Regions from separate parts of the Homo sapiens genome. Here region 2 is linked to region 1. A link is a loop called in an ENCODE intact Hi-C map of the cell type or tissue named here. Cell type or tissue: heart right ventricle. All regions are shown on one strand. Links, peaks and the distances in the headings refer to the core of each region. The heading gives the core; the rest is flanking DNA.

What was found. A loop is a pair of places that touch in the nucleus more often than their neighbours do. Peaks named below come from ENCODE experiments on the same cell type or tissue, not always from the same donor. Only the 100,000 strongest peaks of a DNase experiment are listed, where the experiment ranks them.
Region 2: a loop joins it to region 1, with 5 times the contacts of the local background. A loop is called at or near these places in 2 of 110 quality-filtered maps.

Annotation. Positions count from the first base shown.
Region 1 is chr18:26,335,715-26,338,524 of GRCh38, reverse strand. All of the region lies in intron 13 of TAF4B (TATA-box binding protein associated factor 4b), which reads right to left. Among named protein-coding and RNA genes, the nearest start is that of LINC01543, 86 kb to the left of the region's middle. RefSeq lists a silencer at 1-76. In heart right ventricle, for the core only: a CTCF peak has its summit at 1,234 (motif pointing right); no DNase peak of the experiment used is centred there; H3K27ac peaks cover 636 bases.
Region 2 is chr18:26,273,798-26,276,607 of GRCh38, reverse strand. It overlaps TAF4B (TATA-box binding protein associated factor 4b), which reads right to left. Exons shown (of 15, transcript NM_005640.3): 4 at 1,784-1,945; 5 at 1,555-1,677. Among named protein-coding and RNA genes, the nearest start is that of TAF4B, 49 kb to the right of the region's middle. In heart right ventricle, for the core only: no CTCF peak of the experiment used is centred there; no DNase peak of the experiment used is centred there.

The sequences.
Region 1 (2,810 bases), core at 296-2,795:
CCTGGGCAACAAGAGCGAAATTCCGTCTCCCAAAAAAAAAAAAAAAAAAAAAAATTCTAGTTCTTTTTTTCTGAGACAGAGTCTCACTCTGTCACCCAGGCTGGAGTCAGTCCAGTGGCACCATGTCGGCTCACTGCAACCTCTGCCACTCAGATTCAAGTGATTCTCATGTCTCAGACTCCTGAGTAACTGGGATTACAGGTGTGCACCACCACACTCAGCTAATTTTTTGTATTTTTAGTAGAGACAGGGTTTCATCATGTTGCCCAGGCTGGTCTCGAACTCCTAAGCTCAGATGATTCACCCATCTCAGCCTCCCAAAGTGCTAGGATTACAGGTGTAAGCCACTACACCTGGCTTAAGAATTCTAGTCCTTAACAGTTGAAAGCAAATATGGATAAGATTAGGAATGAAGGGGATTCAGATTGTGATTTAATATTTATATGAGAAATATCACTGCTGAAACATTTCTCAGCATAAATAAAGCCTACAGCTTCTGTAAACAGTTCTTCGAAGTTCTGCATTTATAAGATAGCCAGTAATCTTTTTTTCTATGACAAGCCTGGTAGGTAGGTTTGAAAGGGAAAACAGATCAGTTCTAAATCAAGCAAGCATAAGGCATCTGTGCTAAATAAAAAATTCATGAGTGAACAAAGAAAACTTCTCAGACAGCCAAATACCAAAAATTCACAACCCAAAGCATCACAGTTTATACCAGCATGATAGTGATTAGTGCATCCTAAATGCTAACCTCACAAATTACCATCAAGCAAGCAATCCAACTCCCTATTAAGATATGGTTAGCCAGGCACAGTTGCTCACGCCTGTAATTCCAGCACTTTGGGAGGCTGAAGCGGGTAGATCACCTGAGGTCAGGAGTTTGAGACCAGCCTGGCCAACATAGTGAAACCCCATCTCTACTAAAAATACAAAAATTAGCTGGATGCGGTGGTACGCGCCTGTAATCCCAGCTACTCGGGAGGCTGAGGCTGGAGAATCGCTTGAACCTGGGAGGTGGAGGCTGCCTGAGCTGAGATCATGCCACTGCACTCCAGCCTGGGCGACAGAGTGAGACTCCATCTCAAAAAAAAAAAAAAAAAGAAAGAAAGAAAGAAAAGAAAAAAGATATGGTCAATATTTATGCAATCAAACAATATACACTACCACTGTGTATTTGATTCTGAACTACAGCCCCTTAGAACACTCAAGTTATTAAGAACTCTAGGGGGCAGGAGAATGACAAAAATGACAATATTTGACTTTCACCAAACATTTGCAAAACAGAGTGGCTCTGTTCTTGGAAAGAGGCCAATGTATTTGATTCATTTTTTTGATCAAAGAGGATTTATGATAGGAAGCAACCAGAAAACTTTCAAAATATTTTGGAAAGAAGTTATACTGAATTCCTTTAACCTTGTTTGGAAAAAGAAATAAATGGAGGTGCAAAGGAAGAGAAAAACACAGGTTTGCTACCACCTGTTCTCATTAACAGAGGCATTTTTTTGGTACATTTCCTCTCACAGATTTCTTTGAAAAATGTTGTCTACCTATTCATCCCTTACGGAATTATTAAACAACATACTAAAATAAAATGCAAACAAAAACAAAACATCCCATACAAAGCTGAAGGAAGAATTAATCTAAGATTCAGATGCTTATGAAGGTTTATGAAGGAAGAACAGACAGGGTAAGGTTAAAAGGGTAAGCTTTCTGTTGCACATTTTCCAAAAAGGGAATGCAATTAGAAGATAAGCATCTAGTCAGTCCTTAATTAAAACAAGGTGGGATACCCATGATTCAGAGCAACAGTAGGTTGCCCATCCCTAAATAATCTATCCTCATGCCAGGTTTGCTTAAAGAGAATTATAGGTACAGTTCTCATACTAATAATTTTAGATACATTTTCCACTGGAAAGACATCAGTATAAGGAATATCTTGTTGCTGAAAATAAAATGTTTCTGCTCTCAACTTTTTTTTTAAAGTGTTCTCCCTTTCCATCGTTCCCTGTCCCAATCCTGAAATCCCTCCACCCAGAGTTCATGTATTTTCCTTCTCTATGTTAATGAAAACACACCACATTGATTGTAAGAATCTTACTAGATTTCCACTTGTTTTGCCTCAATTCCTACATTAATCCAAACAATAAGGGCCTTTAAAACGTTCATAAATAACCTGCTGCTGCTGGCACCTAGGAGCCAACTGCAGCAATGTTAAGCAACAACAAATTTCATAGTTCAAGAGGCACAGTTAAGGGAAAAGGTTGCTCAGAAAATCACTCTTATTTAGCACAAAGATCCTTAAAAATTGCATGAAATCAGTGAAGTAACTATAGAAACCAATTTCTTCAGCTCCATATCACACGTCTCACACCTCAATTGTCTTTATTATCATCTGCTGTCAGATCCTTAATCAGAAATGTGAACAGGCTTGATGATTTATTCAGGAGGGAAAAGAATCTGTAGGTCAAGTGAAAAATTTCACACACACACCCATACACACACTGCACCTTCAACCTTAGGTACTTTCATTTCATTCTGTTCTCAGCAGCTCTGGGGGCAACTCCAGTGAGATCCAATATTAAGGCTCAATTAAAATAAGCTCCAATTAGTGGAGCTTTTTTCTCTGGGGCTAGAAAAGTCAGGAAATGGATATTGGGAAATGTAAAAAGTCAGCTACTGAGAGGAGGCTGCAGACATAAATGAACTTATTTGTTGATTTCTACAGTTGCTATGCAGAGGCCTCTGGGAGTAAAAGCTTAACCAGTCTAAGCTATAAACTAAAACCCCTGCAGCTAAACATGAACTGTGTG
Region 2 (2,810 bases), core at 77-2,576, 62 kb after region 1:
GTGCTCTAACATCTTACAGGCAGCATTAAAAACAGTAGTAAAGAAGGTATTTTAATATTTATAAACTATGCTTGTTTTTGCTGTATAATATTTGAAATATACACATTTTATACTTGGAAAAAGGGATAATTTTTATGTGAAAAATATAATTCTAATTACGTGGTGAGAGAAATCTGTATATTATAGTAGTTCAAAAAATCCAAATCCATTTGTTTGTTATATCCTCAGCATGTCTTAAGCATATAATATGAAATATTTGCTAACTTCTATCTCCACTCTTTTTAGTGCACCTACATATTTTACCTGAAAGAGGATGTAAGAAACCAAAGGCATATAATTTGGTAGCTAAAAGACACAGCATCTTGGCACTCATATAAACATCAACGATCATCATGTTTAACATTCTCATCTGCAAGATGAGAATCTTATAGATAAGGAAAGTGAGGCCTAAGAGCATTAACTAACTTCTGTGGTCCCAAAGCTTGGTGTCTATCTGGACATATAAGAACCGAATTTCATTATCTATTGATAGCCTGGCTTTCTGAGATTTCATAATTCTTTTTTCTTTTCTTTTCTTTTTTTTTTTTTTTTTGAGACAGAGTCTTGCTCTGTTGCCCGGGCTAGAGTACAGTGGTGCAATCTCAGCTTACTGTAACCTCTGCCTCCCAGGTTCAAGCCATTCTCCTGCCTCAGCCTTCCAAGTAGCTGGGATTACAGGCGTGCGCCACCACACCTGGCTAATTTTTATATTTTTAGTAGAGAAGAGATTTCACCATGTTGGCCAGGCTGGTCTCAAACTCTTGACCTCAGGTGATCCACCTGCCTCGGCCTCCCAAAGTGCTGGGATTACAGGCATGAGCCACTGTGCCCAGCAGAGATTTCATAATTCTAATAACAATTTCCTATTGACTAAATAATGAACCTTTTCTCCAAGGCCCTTTGTAGAGTAAGGGAGGCAAGACTGATGTACAGAAATAATATATATATCAAAACATCATGTTGTATACCTTAAACATATACAATTTTTTTAAAAAGGTAAATTTTCAAAAGAAATATACAATAGGTTTTTCTAGCCAAGATTTATAGTCTTTACAAAGCTTTCAAGAAGCAAAAAACAAAATTTATCAAGAACTACATTTAAAATAAATCTCAGGCCGGGCTTGGTGGTTCACGCCTGTAATCCCAACGCTTTGGGAGGTCAGGGCAAGTGCATCACTTGAGGCCAGGAGTTTGAGACCAGCCCAGCCAACATGGCAAAACCCCGTCTCTACTAAAAATACAAAAATTAGCCGAGCGTGGTGATGCACACCTGTAATCCCAGCTACTCAGGAAGCTGAGGCAGGAGAATCATTTGAACCCAGGAGGCAGAGGTTGCAGTCAGCCTAGATCACGCCACTGCACTCCAGCTTGGGCAACAGAGCGAGACTCTGTCTCAAAACATAAATTAAATAAATAAATAAATTAAATAAATCCCATTTAAAAATATGCATTTCCCAATTACAACATGTTATATGGATTCCTCCAGAATTTGCAGGATTTTATAGCACTACTTACCAAAAGTTGTTCCACCAGCTTCTTCACATTTTGCCCCATTTCTGGGGACTGTGATCCACTACATGCTAGTTTTATTAACATTGCAAGGAAGTTCTTGCATTTCTTCACATTTTCTAGCATTGTCTAAATATGAAAATGTAAATATAAGCAAACACAAGTGTTAGTGAGCAAACAATTCAAAAGAACTTGCAAGGAACAAGATTTATGTAAGGTGCAAGTAAGAGCTTACCGGAGAAAGATTAATCTGAACAGCTGCTGAGTTCTCTGCTTTAAGATTGGGCTCATTTGAAGGAGTGGATGATGCTCCCAAACTTGAAGGCTTCAGGGTAGTTACAGTATTCAATGGCTTTCCAGGAGTAACTGTGACGACACTGGTTGGCACAGCCACAGACTGAAATTAAAGGTATTAAATATTTAGGCATGTATTACTATGATACATTAGTGGGTGCCTCATTTCACACTCATCAGACAAGTTAATTTTGACATCTGTGGTTTTATGTTATGCTCTAGTAGTCTAAGGCAATATAATACAGTTCTAGGAACTCTTGAGTCTAGCAGATCTGGGTTTCATTCTCACCCCATCTACTATTTCATTACCACCTACCAAGTGTTGACTGCAGGCAAGTTACTTAATCTTGCTAATCCTGATTACTCTCTGCAAAAATAGGGATTGCAACGGTACCTGCTGTCCTAGGATTTTTTGTGAAAAACAGTGCTAAAGCAAATAAGTCCTCAAAAAATATTATTAATACTCCAAGAAGTATCTGAAAGTCTTTATGAGAACATAGAATATTCTGCTTTTTCTTAAGAACAAAGCAGAGCAATCTACTTATTATCTAAAATTTAGATAAACTGCTTTTATGTAGACCATTAAAGTAAGCATGAAGAATATTATAAAACGTGGTATCTTATATTCACACTGAAAAGAATTTCAGTTGTTTCTCTACCTTCTATCAAAATGAGGTGTGACTCTAGCTAGCATCACCTACAGGACAAAAACCTCATACAAGCAATCACAAGTCAGGCAGTAATTTAGAAAATCACATTGAGATAAAGCAACAATCTTAAAGACAAACACTAAAAGTTACAGAACATAATAAAAGTTTGGGGATCAGGGATAAGGAATAGTATTTACATACAATTCACACAGAAAACTGAACAATGCACCATCATTTAATTTAAATGTCTATGTTCTACAAGCATGCAACACAAAAAGGTCAAGTTGCAATCACCTTCAAGAAAATTTCCTTCTATAA